Regions from separate parts of the Homo sapiens genome. Here region 2 is linked to region 1. Evidence: chromatin loops called from intact Hi-C (ENCODE). Cell type or tissue: mammary epithelial cell. All regions are shown on one strand. Each heading gives the region's core, and the rest is flanking DNA. Links, peaks and the distances in the headings are about the cores only.

What was found. Peaks named below come from ENCODE experiments on the same cell type or tissue, not always from the same donor. Only the 100,000 strongest peaks of a DNase experiment are listed, where the experiment ranks them.
Region 2: it touches region 1 in a loop (4-fold over the local background); 1 of 110 quality-filtered maps calls a loop at or near these places.

The regions. Positions count from the first base shown.
Region 1 is chr2:84,293,205-84,301,948 of GRCh38, forward strand. The region is part of intron 1 of LOC107985905 (a long non-coding RNA gene); the gene reads right to left. Among named protein-coding and RNA genes, the nearest start is that of SUCLG1, 160 kb to the right of the region's middle. RefSeq lists an enhancer at 3,677-4,876. In mammary epithelial cell, for the core only: no CTCF peak of the experiment used is centred there; a DNase peak (open chromatin) is centred at 4,117; H3K27ac peaks cover 577 bases.
Region 2 is chr2:83,949,362-83,958,105 of GRCh38, forward strand. No RefSeq gene overlaps it. Among named protein-coding and RNA genes, the nearest start is that of LINC01809, 430 kb to the left of the region's middle. RefSeq lists an enhancer at 4,220-4,764. In mammary epithelial cell, for the core only: no CTCF peak of the experiment used is centred there; a DNase peak (open chromatin) is centred at 3,590; H3K27ac peaks cover 1,742 bases.

The sequences.
Region 1 (8,744 bases), core at 2,264-6,263:
AATAAGGGAGCTTGGGTGTTTGCATGCCAGTCTTGCAGAGTCCTTGGTTGAGGCTGCTGGGGCAGGATGTGAGCAGAGTGGACTTCATGGCCCTTTAAAAAAAAAAAAAAAAAAGAAAGAAAAAGCCTGCAGACAAAAGGAAGCAGAGTCTGGCTAGTGGAGGTTGGTCAGAATGCATGGAAATGGCAAGGCCCATTGGGTATGTGTGTGTCATTGCGATGGCTTCAACAGCTAACAGTCAACAAGGCTAAGATCTCAACTTCGGTTCCCTGACATCCCATTAGGGTCTTTCCCACTATCACAACTCCCTCTGACATTATGGCTCAGTTCTCCTGACTCTCCTCCTCATGAGGTTTCTGCCAATGCCCAGACTGCTTCCTGCCAATGTTGTTCTTCCCATACATGGTAACACCATTGGGTCAGAGCTGGGAGAGGGCATCCCTTGGCCAAACTGTCCTCTCCAGGCTCTGGCACTCAGCTCAGAATGCTCAGCATTGCAAGCCTAGAACAAGTTCCTTAACATGAGAATTCACAGATTTGGGTGTCTGTTTCCAGACCTACGATATCTGTCAACAGAATACTAATCCAAGAAGATATTTTGACAGGAGAGAGAATAGTGACCCCAGAAAAAAAGGCAAGTAAGAAGAGAGGGAAGTCCTTGAGTCCAAGTGACAAGACCATCAGGGCAAGACAGGGTACAAGGGGATTCAGTACCTGGTTCGGATACTAAATCTGCAAACAGTGAGCATCCCTGTTGTTTACAGAAGCACATGTCCCGGATGCAGGTCAAAAGCCTAGAGCAAGCTAGATCTGAGCTGTGCATACATTGGCAGACACGTGTGAGTGGCCCAGTGCCCCAGGGACAAGGTTCTTTTCTTAGCTGGGGAAAAACAGGCACCGGACTATCTCCACCGAGGCCTCACCAAAGCAATCAGTGGAGTGCTAAATACCTATCTGACAAGTCCAAAGTCTAGGTGAAGAAACATGGAAATGGTCTTTTCTCTTTGTGTTTTGGTGGTAGAGAGGGGCTGAAAGGACAAACAGTAAAATAAATATTTTAAAAGTCGCAAAACATTAAGGAAAATTCTGACCCATTAGATACAAATTCATAATTAAAATAGCCTAGCCTCACTGCTTCTGCATGTCATCAATTGTAAGATGCACATTTTTTTTCACATTTTAATGTCCCTGAAATTGGAGTTGTCTTTGCAGTAATGGTGGCCCTCAGTCCCTCCTAGCCAGAGAATAGTTACAGCAAAATTGTCATTGCCCACATGTCCCAACATGCACAGAGATACTCCCATTTTCTTTACTCATGTACTGAGTTTAGTTATGCAAGATGTCTTCAAACCAGAAAAATGTCAGTAATTGTTGAAGTTAGATAATGGATTCACAGAGTTTATTATTTTATACTTTCCACTCTTTTATATGTTTAAACATTACTAAAATAAAAAGGAAAAAAGGTCTCCAAAATATGCAATGATTCAGCATTAAAACAAAATGCTTATTGTGTTTTCAGAAAGGGAGAAAAATAGAGCAGTGAGGTATCAATGTGATATTAGTAAAACAAATGCTTGACATTGAAGGAATAACTGAAATTTTACATTTTCTTAGAAAATAACAAGCAAGCCCTTTTCAGGACCTAAGAAAGAAAGCTGTCTACAAGTGGATGTAGCATGTAATATTTTGTTACTGAGATAGAAGGCAGGAGGAATTGCGTAGGCTTTTGGAATTTGTGTAGTAAAAATACGAAAAATTAGCCGGGCGTGGTGGCAGGCACCTGTAGTCCCAGGTACTCGGGAGGCTGACACACGAGAATGGCATGAACCCGGGAGGCGGAGCTTGCAGTGAGCGAGATCGCGCCACTGCACTCCAGCATGGGTGACAGAGCGAGACTCTGTCTCAAAAAAAAAAAGAAATTTTGAAACAATGTAACCAAGTTATGAGTTATGGTAGACTACCATTATGCTGTTGTCATAGTTTAATACATAGAATAATGGTACACCTTCCCTTCTATAGTGTCTTAGAATCAATAAAGCAGCATTTTCAATGTTAAGTATTCCCCATGTTGACTAACCAAGGCAAAATTTTAAAATATGCATATTTACAGAAAGAGATGAAAAAGTTTTTGTTCACCAAAGTTCCTCTTAGGAAGAATCCTGCATTTGTCTAGAAGATATGCTTTAATAAGAGACAGTACAGTCTCGGGGCTGAGATCATGGGCTCTGAAACACGGCTGCGTATGTTTGAATCCCAACTCTGCTGCTTGTTAACTGTGTGACATTAGACAAGTTACTTAACTCTTCTATACCTCAGCAGATAATGAAAGTGGATCTTTCATTGATTGTGTAAAGATTAAATGAAATAATACTTGCAAAGAATTAAAACTAGTACCTGGAACAAAGGAAGTGTTCAATAAGCTGTTATGCCATGTTCAATAAACTGTTATGCCATGAAGGAAAGGGAAAGAACAATCTGTTTCCTCCTGAAGAAGAGACGGTCAGGAGATGGGTGGAGAATTCAGAGAGAGGGATCCCAAGAGACAGCAAAAACCTTTCCTAAACCATGATGTGTATTTATTAGGGAAAATTTGACATTTAAGGTGAATACTAAGTATAACAGGAAAAGCACACGTCACAAAAGTAGAAGGCAGAAGAGGCCCTGAAAAAGCAAGTCCTGGGAATTCACAGAATCAAGTGAGAAGCTATGGATCCTCGTATGCCTTGCATTTTGGAGCTAAACTAGGTTGCGCTAAGTTAAATGTGTATACCTTCCTCCTTCTCAAAGATGATAAATTGATCCCATCTTGGGTGCCAACTGTGATCAATTAGAGTGTTATACTGTGAAGGATTAGCAATATCTGCCCTAAGCATGGGGGGATTCAGTCACAATACATGAATAACATTTCAGCCACATTGGTTTTAGGGCAGACCTGCGTCCCCTTGACATTAGAAATACAGTCAAAATGAAGAAAGCCCCACAAAAACCTCTCTGTTCCATGTGGCTGGTCCAGGACCTAAGTATGTGGGACAGCCCTCTTCAGACTGCACCCTAAGGTCACACAACTGGATAGAGTTTGGGTGACTGATTCAAAGTGCATCGAACAAGTATCACCACATAGGGATTCTCCAACCCAAATCAAGCACCCAGCCGGTGTCCAGGGGATTCTCAACCAATAAAAGATACCGGTATTGCACCCATAGGCAGGGAATTGGTGGCAACCAAATGAATTGAAAGTTGTTAAAGCTATATGCTGGCTTGAATTATGTTCATTGAAATGTGTAGAGAGAAAGGGGAGTGTAGTTCAGAATTAACATTGACTTAACAATCATTCTGTTTAACTCTCTCATTATACAGAGAAAGAAATTGAGTTCCAAAGTTTATAAAATGTCAGAGGCAGGTCTAGAACCCTGAGCTCCTGAGACCTATCTAGCCAGGGCCTTTCTTCTTGTAAGGTTGAAAACATAGGACATGCTGAGGGTTAACTATGAAAAACCAGCCCTTCACACCATCCTTGCTGTCCTCTCCTGCAACTCCAGGGAAAATTGGACCAATTGGGAAACTATCTGCTCCAAGAACATTGACTCCTCTAAAAGTTCAGTCACTCTCTGCCATGTTAGAACCATCCATGTGTGTTTCTTCTGAATTCCAAGCCAGAGGAAATATCTCAAATTGTGCCTGTTAGAACCCTGTCTCAGAGTTTATCAATAGACTGCAGAAGAGCTTCTAGGTTATATGGTCTCACAATGATCAAGCCATTCTTTCTGCTGCAAATGAAAGCTTGTCCCCAAGTCTATCCCCAGTGGCCCACTGTGGCACTCTTTTTGCTTTCTCCAGAAGACTCCTTTTAAATATGCATGCCACTTTTGAGAGCATCTTCATAACCCATTTGGTTTGTGCAATTCAGAGAGAACAGACCAGGCCCACGACCTTGGATGAAAGGTCCAGGGAAATTCTTTTTTATTTATTTATTTTTTTAGAGATAGTTTCGTTCTGTCACCCAGGCTGTAGTGCAGTGGCATGATCACAGCTCACTGTAACCTTGAATTCCAGGCTCAAGAGATCCTTCCACCTCATGCTCTGAAAATGCTGGGATTACAGGTGTGAGTCACCATGCCCAGCCCCAGGGAAATCGTTGAACCTCACCCACTTTATGGTTGGTGAGGATCAGAGGCTGCTCCTTGCCCCTCCCCAGTAGTAAGGAATGTGGTGTTAGGAGGGGGTGGGGTCTGGTATTGGCAATGGCAGAAGCAATGCCTTTCTTATGTTAATCATTCACGTTCATTAATGTTTGTAAAATCCATGCATGTCATTGTGTGTAGCTATAGTGCATTCCTTTTCACTGCTGGATAGTATTTTGTTGTATGCGTGTTATGTTGCATCCAGTTTGGGGCAATTATAAACAAAGCTGCTATGAACATTGTTTGTTTTTTCCATGTGTCCACTTGTACATATATTTTTCCAGGCATAGACTCAGCAAAGAATGCCCTGGGTGTTCTTCATAAAGTGTGAAAATCTTCAACTGAGTTTTCTGCAGCGTTTGCACCATCTTATGTTCCTACCAGTGTGACTGAGCATTTCTATTCTTCTGCATCCTCACCAACACAGCGTATTTCAGAGTGTTTAATTTTAGCCATATTCCTTGGCGGTTTTATTTTGCATTTCCTCGGTGGTTTTATTTTGCATTTCCTCAATGACTAATGAAGTTAAACACATCCTCACATATTTCTTGGCCATTTATATTTTCATTTTGTGATGAATGTATTAGATTCCTTTGCCAGTATTTCTTTTGTATTGTTTGCCTTTTTCTTACTTGGTGAAGGAGTTGTACATGTGTGCTGGGCACTGGTCTTTTGTAGTGATAACTGTTGGAAATACCATTCCCACACTCGTGGTTGGTCTTTTCACTTTCTTGTTGGTGTGTTTTGTTGAACAGAAGTTCTTAGTTTTCATAGAGTTGAACTTATCTGTCTCTTCTTTAGAGTTAGTGCTTTCATGGTCTTATTTAAGAAATATTTCCCTGCTCCAAGCACATAAAGATATAGTTTCATACTCACTTCCAGAAGAATTTAGTTCTGCTTTTCACAATTAGATCTTTTATCCTTCTGGCATTAAATTTTAAAATGTCTCAAACTTCTTTGTCAAATTATAATGGGAACCATAGCACCATGTTCTTGAGCACTGGCTTGGAGGCCGCCTGCGTTTCGGTCATGGCTCAGATGTTCACTAGCTGTGTGACTCTGAGAGTCTGCTTTACTTCTCTGTGCCTCTCTCCCAGCTGTAATAGTACCCACCAGAGCACTTTTCTGAGAGTTAAATGAATTAATATGTAAAAGCGCTAGAAGAAAGAATGTCTGGCACACACTTAATGCTTTATAGGACTTAGCTACGTCTTTTTTCTGCCCTTAATGTTTCTCCTCGGCTTACTCAGACCCAATGATCGTGCTTGCCATGCCCTAACAACAGCCAAGAAACATGACCCCATGGAAGCTGTGTGCTGTCGTGATCAATATTCTGCCTGAAGAGTTTCTTTTCACCATATAATTTTCTTGCATGTGTCAGTATTTATATGCTTCACTTGCCATCTGCAGGCACCTCAGCCTTCTAAGAAAACGTGCCTAGTTCTGTCGACTTTAAGATCAGAGAGATGTGGAATTCAGTTCTCCCCAGATATTTCTTATGCTCCCCGGGAAGTAAAATAGCTCTGAAAGTGGTGGAAAAGAGAAACATTTCTCAACTTTCATTCAACTGGGATGTACATTTCTGGGGACACTGCATGATCTGTCTGTCTTTTTCCTGTTACTGGGTGACACCTTTAAGGCACCAAAAGTAGCTTCAAGCCAGAAAAGGAAAGAAACCAACATTTGTTGAGAGATTTCTAAGTTATAGTAAGTGCTTTACATATGTTATTTAAGCTACCCAATAAGTGAGAGAGGGAGGTAACTAATATGCAGAAGAGTCAGAAATTCTGTATTCAGAACAAAGTCCTTCTACTTTCCAGATGAAAGCTCTTTACAGCAGGCAGCCTCCCAAGAGGCACCATCTAGTAGACTTAGAATCATTCTGGCCTTCTTGAATGCCCCACGTATTTTAGACTTTTTTCTATTTTGTCATCTCATCTGCATCCTGCTCCCTCCTTGCGCTAGCCCTTGGTTGTGCTTTCAGCACAAAAACCTGTTCTCCCAGTGAATGCCGGCACCTGCAGCTGACCACCCACCATGAATCTTAGACTGGACCCCCTCTGCAAAATCTCATGCTAGCAGCTGCCCCTGTGGACTCTCTCTTAGGAATGGCAGCATATGAAGTTTCTCTTCTCTTACAGACATGTTTATACAGGTCAGTTTCTATGTCATTGTGCCTGTATATACATGTAAGCAAGGATGGGCATGTAACAGTAATGACTTGATTAATGAGAATGATCATTATATATAGTTATGCAATGAAACATGTATGATTCAAGTGAACACATAACATAAAATTTCATGTAACCTAACTGGTATTAACTTATATGAATCCTTCTAGTAAGTTGAAGTCCATTTTTAGAGTAATACAAGTAACAGGACATGAGCTATTATTTTTAAGAATTTACTCAAATGAGCAACTTCTAGGTTGAGTCTCTAAAGAACCTACTGGGGTTAAGCTCTCCGACACAGCAGCCCTGATTCAGTATTCTCTGCAGATCTCAGGGTGCATAACACAGGTCTGGCATCCACAATGAGATCTTCAATGAATGCTTGTTGTGTATAAATAGATGAAAGAATGGATTGGATCCATTGACACGCAGCCCAATCATCTTTCCACAGCCAGCTCCAGCCCTGTACCAATAATCACTAGGAATAAGAATTAGTACCCTGAGGCTGTCTAGAAGCCAGTCATCAGGTTCAGTCTTGCAAGCTAACTTAGACTTAATTAGGCAGAAACATTGACTCAAGCATCTCAAATTATTTAAACAGCAAGAGTTCAGATTGGCATCTTTCTTCACAACCCGTAATACAGGGCTTCGCAGGCAGCAAACGTTCAATAAATACTAACTGATTACACTTCAGAAATCTAGATAATTCTATTAACCAAATTCCTCCTTTGCTGTATGTGTATCCATTAATCAAGGTAAACATCCAAAGACACACATCTGTGTGTCCATCTTACCGCCTCCACCAAATTCCTCCTTTGCTGTATGTGTATCCATTAATCAAGGTAAACATCCAAAGACACACATCTGTGTGTCCGTCTTACCGCCTCCACCAAATTCCTCCTTTGCTGTATGTGTATCCATTAATCAAGGTAAACATCCAAAGACACACATCTGTGTGTCCATCCCACCGCCTCCACCAAATTCCTCCTTTGCTGTATGTGTATCCATTAATCAAGGTAAACATCCAAAGACACACATCTGTGTGTCCATCCCACCGCCTCCACTGACCTCTGCCTTCACTGTCTGCATGTGTGGGCTGGCTGCTAAGGGACCAGATTTAATTATCAGATTTTAAGCACATTCCTTCTCTCCAAATTATGTGAGTTTGTTTTTCTATTTGAGAGTTTGGCAAAAGCTATATTCCCACCCTGTCACTTACTCAAGAGGAAATGTGTTACTCTTAGCAAGAGGACATCTCCCACAGTAGGAATCCAACAGCGTCTGCAGAGGTGGTCCCAGCTTGCGGCAGCCTCTACGGATTGCCAAACTCCCACCTCAGGCTGCCCCTACTTGCCTTTTGCAGTGAGCCTCCAGAAAATGTTCAGACGGCCCCAGCAAACAGCCAGAAAAGGCATGGTACTTGGATAGGAAGGTGACATAGGGACCTCAACTCCCTAAATTGCTTTATGGTTTTTGCAGACCTGGAAGGGTATTTCTCAGAATGATTCCTGGCTACTTAATTGTTGGTCAGTCCAAGCACGTTGCTATCACTTCTTCAACTACCAGTAGGCAAGGAGTCGATGGTAAAATAAGCTAGTGCTTAGACTTTAAGCAATGATTAGACAGAATTATATCCCCCCCAAATTTTATGTGTTGAAACTCTAACCCCCAGTACCTCAGACTGTACAGACTATATTTGGAGGCAGCATCTTTTAAAAGGTAATTAAGGTAAGTTGAGTTCATATAGGTGGGACCTAATACAGTATGACTGGTGTCCTTATAAGAAGAAGAGATTAGGATACCAAATGACACAGAGAAAGGACCGTGTGAAGACACTGGAAGAAGACAGACATCTACAAGCCAAGGAGAGAGGTCTTAGAAGAAGCCAACTTGACTGACATCTGGATCTCAGACTTGCAACCTCCAGAACTATGAAAAAATTAATTTCTGTTATTTAAGCCTGTGGCAGTTTGTTATGGCAGCCCAAGCACACTAATCCAGGCAGCAAAGAGCCTGAGATAAACTGTGACCATTTGCCACAATGGTCAACATCTTAAATGGTCACTGGAGGCAAATTGTCACAACTATTGAAGAATAGAGGACATTCAGGGGACAATGCACCCCTGTTCTTTATGTTAACTCATTACCAATATCTCTGTATCCATTCTCTACCCCTACATAACAAACCACCTAAAACTTCGCAGCGTAACACAATCACCATTTATTTGCTCACAACTCTGGGCCAACAATTTGGGCTGGAGCATCTGGGCAGCACTTCTGCTGCTGTCTCTAGAGGCCATTCACATGGATGCAGCCACCTGGCGCTTGTCTCAGGGAGAGATGCTAGAAGATGGCCTGGTTCACATGCCTGGAAATTGGTGCCGGCTGCTCG
Region 2 (8,744 bases), core at 1,887-5,886, 340 kb before region 1:
TTCAGAACCTTCTAGAGCAGTGGTTGTCATTGTATAAGCCTAGTAAATCAGGAACTCTGGAGACATACCCAGCAATGTGTCTTTGAAAGCCTTCTAGGGCTTTTTGATATTTGCTTAAGAATAAAACCACTGTTCTGGAGTGTAGCAGTAAATACTATGACATTAGTTCTCAAAGTGTAGTGCCCAAATCAGCAGCATCAGCATTATCTGGAAACTTATTAAGAATGCAAATTCTTGGTTTCCACCTCAGACTTATTGAATTAGAAAGTCTGGAGGTGGACCCACTGATGTGTGATTTAACAAGCCCTCCAGGTAATTCAGAATTACTGTACTTTACGAAACAGAACCAATGAAAATGAAGTTTTTGATAGACACACAAAGAAAAAAAGAAGGAGGGAAAGAAAGAAGGAAGAAAGGAAGGACGAGAGGAGGAAAGAAAGGTGCGAAGGTGGGAAAGCAGGCAGTCAGGCAAGAGTTTTTCGGTTGGTTATTTTGCAGTCTTGTACTAGTTTGATCCTTTTAATACAGGCTGAGTGGTAGATGATATTGTTCTTTAAAGAAGAATGACAAGGGACAAACAGAAGGTTATTTATAGCAAAATTAGCGGGCAACCAAAACAGAATTTGCAACTATATCTATGACTCCAAGACACAGCCGTTCCTTTATGGCACTAGAAGGACATTGAACCACTATAGACTTGATTGACAACTGCCTGGCCCAGTTTCATATGGCTAGTTATTCTTGTCCTTGTATAAATTAATTTGTAAAATGTAGATCACCTGGAAGAAACCAAAAATATAAATAATAGCTTATACTTATCATTTACTAAACATCAGGCATCATTTGACTCTCACAACAATGCTATGTGGTAGATACAATAATCTGATTTTACGTATATGGAAATTGAGAGTTTAAATATTGTGCCCAAGGTCAGGTCCCCTAACAGGAGAAGTCTGGGTTTAAACCTAAACAGTCTAACCCCACAGTCACACACTTAATCATTACATCAGTAGTTCTCAGCCAGGAGCAGTTTTGTCCTCCAGGGGATATCTGGCAATATCTGGAGATACTTTTGGTCATTACGTATTGTGGGAAGGTGCTACTGGCATCTGATATGAAGAGGACAGTATGAAAAAGTTCTGACGATGCACAAGACAGCTTCCCAATGCAACGAATTATCTGGCCCAATGTGTCAATGGTGCTGAGGTTGAGAAACTCTGTCCAAGTACAAGTAAAGGAGAGGTCCCAAGGACAGGCCATTTAATCTGCAAATAATAACTATTTAAATTGTTGCATTCTTTCTCCCTTTTACTCAGGAGATTCCAAAATGTCTCAAAGTTAAGAATATCTCATGGCCACAGCACAGGTCTAGAGTCTCTTCTAAAACTAGAACTGACTATTCCAGTCTTATGAGTGAATGTTCACTCACGTCTAGAAATAGCAACTTATTCTCTATCGAGGGATAAGCATTGCATCTAGCAGTGTCTTTAATGAGTCTGCAGTCAGTAAGCAGAGAGCACTACATACTACCAGAACCCCAGGTAATTAAGCATGTGGGCTACTAACTTGTTAGTGTATCACAATTTTTATCTAGCCTTATCATTGTCATAAAGGAAACTAAATTAACTTACAAACTCCGGCTCCTGAGTGTAATAGAAAGACTTAGCTGAATTAATTAAAATACTATCAGATTCTTGCCCTGTAAATTTCTACTTATGGGTCTGGATCCATGAAGGGGTAATTTTCTCAGAATGCAATGCAATGAAGGAGGTCTCTGTGTGAGAGATTAGCTGCCACTTGGTAAGTTTGATCAATAGAGATGGCCAATCCAAATAATAGGAGAAAGCCTTTATGAGAATCTGACTAAAGACAAGGAAAGATATTTCAAATAAGCTGGGAAGATTTTTGAATAGAGAAGCAGTCTCATTGAAGCTAAACACACATGGCCCCCTTCTACTCACCTCCTTTAAGACATAACTTATTATTCAGAAATGGTCATCAGCATGAAATTGTATGCCTTCTAATCATTTAGGGTTCAGACAGACTTTGCTACTTCTGATTGAGGGGGAACCTCTCTATCTCTGCCTCTCTGACAGCTGTCTCTCTCATCTCTCATCACCAGACTGTCTCAGCACGTTATCTGTAGCACACAGACCCTTGTCATTTTTACCTGGGTTCGCAGTTCCTGATCCGCATGTCTTCCCTAGATCCAGAGTGTATGAACAGGGTCTTGCAATATCTTTAATCCTTGACCAAACCATCTAATAATAAAATGAACTTAATAAATATTTGCTAAATGAATGAACAAACAGTTGAAAATATCTTTCATTCCCATATCTACTGTGTTACAGCCAGCTCCCTCCCACCCAGTATGTCACTCTTTTATAAAGGGGAAAGAGAAAGAGAGAGACAGTTTCTGTAGCATACGGAAAGATATCCAAACTATGCAATGTCATGGAGAGGTAAATAAGATAAGGAAGGGGGACACTTAGGAACATTTAACATCTGTAAAAGACCAAGGTGTTGTGAGTCTTCTGTGTGATATGCAAGGTCTTTTCCTGTATTTTGGAGATTCACAAGGGCCTACACTGCAATCTCAAAGGACTCTGGGGTACTGAAAGGGAGGCTAAATGGGTTCTCTGTGTCTCTCTTTTCCATCAGCAGAACATTATATCTGTTTTATGTATCCAGGACCTAAATTATATTATATTTAAAAATAGGGGTTTTCTGTCCAAAAAAAGCTTATAAAATCACTAATTTAGTTGAATCTTCTAATTCTGCCACTGAAATAATAGAAGCCTCAGGTGAAATAAACTCCCCACATTCACAAGACTAACAAATGGCTGAATCAGCACTAAGTCATTGATCGGTTTCCAGTGCCCAGTGGACCATTCTTCAATGTTCTGGGAGAAGTTGGTGTGATGAGGAGGAGCAAAGGAGAGAGGAACGGGAGACAAGAAGCATCTGGGAGCATGCTCACCTAGGAATGTTAACTTATTATATGAGCCAGCATCATCAGCCTCATACTTAAGTAGATTGTGTGCACTACTGAGGTGCCTCTAATACCCACTACTCTAGGTTAAAGCATGTGCATCTAGGAGTTAATTCCTATTCCAAAAGAAATGCACACACCAGGAGACGAAATGCACTACGTCACTAGCAGTCACGTGTCCAGCCTCTCACTAACCTAGAAGCACAGCGCCGGCCAGGCGCGGTGGCTCACTCCTGTAATCCCAGCATTTTGGGAGGCTGAGGCCGGTGGATCACCTGAGGTCAGGAGTTCAAGACCAGCCTGACCAACATGGTGAAACCCTGTCACTACTAAAAATACAAAAATTGCTGGGTGTGGTGGCAGGCGCCTGTAATCCCAGCTACCAGGAGGCTGAGGCAGGAGAATCATTTGAACCCAGGAGGCAGAGGTTGCAGTGAGCTGAGATCGTGCCATTTCACTCCTTCCTGGGTGACAGGGTGAAACTCTGTCTCAAAAAAAAAAAAAAAAAAAAAAAAAAAAAAGCACAGCGCTGAACAAAGACTCATTCATCACTCCAGGAAATAGGGCACAAAGGAGAGGGTGTTAGATGGAGTAAATCAGCATAGACAAGTCTGCGTTGCGGCATGAGAATCCTGCATACTCAGGACAAAAGAAAAAAATGTCTACAGTGGTTTGACGATTGTATCATGATCTGGCAAAAGCCTGTTTACAAAAGCCTGTTTGCTCACAGAGGTTCTTGCAGAAGAAATGAGAGCTTTAGTGAGAAAACCTCCAGCTTCAGAAAAAGAATCCTTGATTTTGAGTTCCAGCTTTATTTTTTCAGAGCATTGTGTCTGTGGACAAGTTGCTTCACTTCTCTGAGTCACTGTATATTTTCATCTGAAAATAAAAACATGATCTTGGCCAGGTGCAGTGGCTCACGCCTGTAATCTCAGCAATTTGGGAGGCTTAGGCAGGCAGATCACGAGGTCAGGAGATTGAGACCATACTGGCTAACACGGTGAAACCCCATCTCTACTAAAAAAAAAACAAAAAATTAGCCGGGCGTGGTGGCGGGCGCCTGTAGTAGTCCCAGCTACTTGGGAGGCTGAGGCTGGAGAATGGCGTGAACCCGGGAGGCGGAGCTTGCAGTGAGCCACGATCGTGCCACTGCACTCCAGCCTGGGCGACAGAGCGAGACTCCATCTCAAAAAAAAAAAACAAAACATGATCTTGTCCCGTCTACTTTACAGAATAGATGTGAGAATCAGGCAATATACTACTTAATATCTGTGAAAGTGCTTACTAATGGTAAAAAATGGTAAAAAAAAAAAAAAAAAAAAAAAGTAACATTGTGGCATATCTTACACTAATAATCATAGGATTTAGCAAAGGGAAATAGACTATGGGTAGCATCTTTTGTGACTAGGGCCCTGGTTTTAAGCTTAGTGCCCAACACCTTGAAGAGCCAGTGCCTGAGGAAGGTGCTAATGGGCACAGCTGCTCTGGCTGTGTACTTCAGTGTCATTCACACTTAAGTACTCAGCAAGAGCAGAAATTCCTTTAAAAGTAACCTAAGCAAATCAGGAAAGCAGCCAATGCTGCATTGCAGACGTGGCTCTGTTTCCCTGTGTAAAAAGAACATCATGCTTGCTGCAGGGATTTCAGAGACACTTAGTGCTTGGTTTGAAATTTGGGCTTTGTTCCTTTTTTTTTTCCTTCTTTTTATTTTAAGTGGAATCAGCTAGGTGCTGCTGATATTTGTAGTGTGACAAAATAGTGATTCACTGCACAGAACCAGGTCCTAGCAGCAATTTGCAGGGGAAATAAATACAGGAGCAATCACAAGTATTATCTTCCTAGCCAGCATGATGTGATATAAAACAAAGAATTTCAACGGAGGGAAGGAAGTGTCCCTCTAGAGTGGGGGAAGTATAATCTTTGTTGCTTTCCAGATAGAAACTTTGAGGACTGGCTCCCAAACTGCAGATATGCTGCTTTCAGAGAAAAATCTTTGACCTCTCTAACTTTCCAAAGGAGCTGTAATTAGAATAATGCAGTGATTTTTTCTCACTCTTTTTGAAATATAAGAGAGTAGCCCTAATAGCTAGATAAATCTCTGATGCCTCTCCCAGTGGACTTCCTGCTTATTGAACCCATTTGCCATGTGTTGATTTTGCAAAATGAGTCAACAAGAATAAGATGGTTAATGTATTAGGGTGATTATGGGTCCAGGCCACCATCAGAGGGAAAACACATGTTAACATTACCTTACTTAATGTCACAAAGAAAGTATTGAAAACAAATAAATGTATAATTGTTCCCTGTGTGCCAGGTACTGTGCTAAGTGCTTTAAAAATATAATCTTATATAATCCTTACACCAACTTCAGAAGACACATTCTGAATTTTGCCTTTAGAGCCAGAGATGAATTGAAGGATGAATGCAAAGTTACACCAACTCCAGAAAATACATCCTGAATTTTGCCTTCAGAACCAGAGATGAACTTAAGGATGAATGCTAAGACTTCAATAGGAAAAGCTCTTTCACTTGTCTGATGCTGCCCCCACCTCCTACCCCTGTGCCACCTTCTTCACTTGACATTGAGAACACAGACTACCATATTGAATACTATCCCAATAGCTAGTGTACATATTTCTTTCAAAACATTTCGTAACATATTTTCCCTTATCAAACTTGATCTTGGGAAATGGTCTTCATCAACTATTTTAGTCTAACAGTCATAGGGCTCACTTGCCCAAAATACTTGTAAGATTCATCTTTTCCTGGTGATGGAAGTCTATGGTGGGTGTCCATTACATAACCTAGATCACAGTGTAGTTGTTGTGGCTGGAATCAAGATGGAAAACATGTTGGTGACTGAGAAATCTGAAAGAAATTCTTAATACTTTGCAGAGCATAATTAAAATCTAATAATGTGGTTCACCTATATCTTAAAGCTGTAAAAGCTGATAACTGCAGAGATTAAGCAACCTTCATTTGGAGAAATGAGTTAAGAAAGGATTGGGGTTCAGTTGTCCTGTAAAACCAATTGTCTTTCCACTGGATTACAAAATGGAATGAAGAGTTGGTGAAGGTGACAGAGAAGGGAGGGCAGAGAGTGTAGGGAACATTCCAGGAGATTACTGTATTTTAGGAAAACCAAATAGGAGAATAAAATTCAAATAGAGAATACTCCAAACAGCCCATAATGTTGCAGAGAATTCAAAGAGGCTAGAGACTAAAAAACAAACACTTCATTTGGTTATTAAGAAGTCATTGGAAACTGTTGAGTGGGTAATTAAAAAAATGATGGGACATGCACCAAAGCGAAGGGAATTGAAAGATTGTGGGAAACTAAGTAGTAGGAGACTGTCAACTATCAAAACATGAAGAGAAGGAAACGTACCTGATGCACTGAATGGGTTTTAGGATGGGAGTGACCTAAGTAAGTTTATGGGTGAAGAGGGGTAGATTGCTGTGAGATGACATCATTGAAGAATAAGAGGTGGGATAGAGAGGTGGGATAAAGAGAATGAGATCAAACCAAATCAGAGTGGATATACAGGAAGACTTTGGGATAGAGAATACATAAAATAAAGTAAATTGCTTGGATTTGAGATAAAGATGAAAAGGCACAGGAAATTTAGAATGTAATCTGATCTATCAATCAGTACAGAATTGTATTTGAGTAAGATTTTTGGATAAGTGTCATGTCTTTTATCAAGATTTTGTGACAAATAATTGGATGTAGCAGGAATCCAGGCTCATTGATGCATTGTATTATGCCTACCATAAAGCAAGCTCAAAAATGCACCCAGAAATATCTGGAATGAGCCCTTTAATCTCATCTAGAACAGGACAGATTATACTTATATGGATACACACACACATACACACACACACACAGAGAGAGAGAGAATAATTATTGCTTTAAGTAATTGGCACAGAAATGAAAAAAGAAAAGAAAGAAAGAGGGAAGGCAAAATTTCTGCTTCTGATAGACTTAGAGTCTTTTTGGGAAGGCAAAGTCAGCCCTAATGGGAAATAACTGGGTCATTTAGAGTGGATCATACATCAACCGTGGTGCCAAAGAAAATGTTATGGACAAAATGTCTGAGAGCTGAGCATTTGCATATAATGCAGATATCATGGGCTGGCAGTAATCACTCAGGCTTCCTGGAGTTTGAATATAAACAAAGAAGTATTTAGGTTTCCACAATTAAGTATTAATGTTCTTTTCACCAAGAACAAATAATTTTATTTAAATGTTTTTTTCCAAGTCTCTGAAGAAATACAGGAAGTCTTCAATCCAACACCTGAGGAGTCATTTGAGGTTACTTTAGATGAAGCTCGTATTTTTTTTAAGTGAAAAATGTACTGTTTATTACACATACTTCTTGATAAATCAGGCATTGGTATATTTCTTAAAATTATGAGTCCTTTTACTGTGCATTGTTAACTGGCCTATACCTCAATAATTATTGCAGATTTTCTTTCTCTATTTAATTAGGTGATTTGATTTGTACTTTATATAATTATAGTATTTGTCTCCTCCTTTGTCCAAGGCAAAATTGTAATCATTAGGTCTACTACCCAAGGCTGCTAAATGAATATTTACTAAAATAAAAAAATAAGCCACTGAAAAGGGTATAATTGTATCTGAACCAGAAAATTTCCATTTCATATCCATCATCTTAATTTCATTGTGGCTGCTGAACTCAAAATGAAAAGGCACAGAAACCCCAGGGGAAGGCAGAACAGTAACATCATTATATCTTCACAGAAAATAAGTTCCTAAGAGCTCAGTGCAAACAGCATACCCTCCCTCCACATAGTCTATATACATCCAAGCTTCGAGACAGTCAAGATCACACCTTTGTCAGCAGACGGCCTTTGGACTCAAACTGCAACTCTTCCCTGCATGTCCTGCCTGCCAAGCCTACCCTGCAGATTTAGGACCTACCAAGCCTCCACAATTGTATGAGCCAATTCTTTAAAAGAAATGTCTCAGGGCAGGTGCGGTGGCTCACGTCTGTAATCCTAGCATTTTAGGAGGCCAAGGCAGGCAGATTACCTGAGGTCAGTTCAAGACCAGCCTAACCAATATAGTAAAACCCCATCTCTACTAAAAATACAAAAATTAGCCAGGTGTGATGGTGGGTGCCTGTAGTCCCAGCTACTCAGGAGGCTGAGACAGGAGAATCACTTGAACCCGGGCAGCGGAGGTTGCAGCGAGCTGAGATCTCGCAGTTGCACTCCAGCCTGGATGGCAGAGTGAGACTCCGTCTCAAAAAAAGAAAGAAAGAAAAGAAATCTGTGTGTGTGTGTGTGTGTGTGTGTGTGTGTGTGTGTGTGTGTGTGTATGTGTATATATATATTATATATATATATATATATATAAAATCTGTCTGTTCTGCTTCTTTGGAGAACTCTGACTAATACACCAGATTCAACTTTATTTTTTTTTTTTTTTTTTTTTTTTTTTTTGAGACGGAGTCTCGCTCTGTCGCCCAGGCCGGACTGCGGACTGCAGTGGCGCAATCTCGGCTCACTGCAAGCTCCGCTTCCCGGGTTCACGCCATTCTCCTGCCTCAGCCTCCCGAGTAGCTGGGACTACAGGCGCCCGCCACCGCGCCCGGCTAATTTTTTGTATTTTTAGTAGAGACGGGGTTTCACCTTGTTAGCCAGGATGGTCTCGATCTCCTGACCTCATGATCCACCCGCCTCGGCCTCCCAAAGTGCTGGGATTACAGGCGTGAGCCACCGCGCC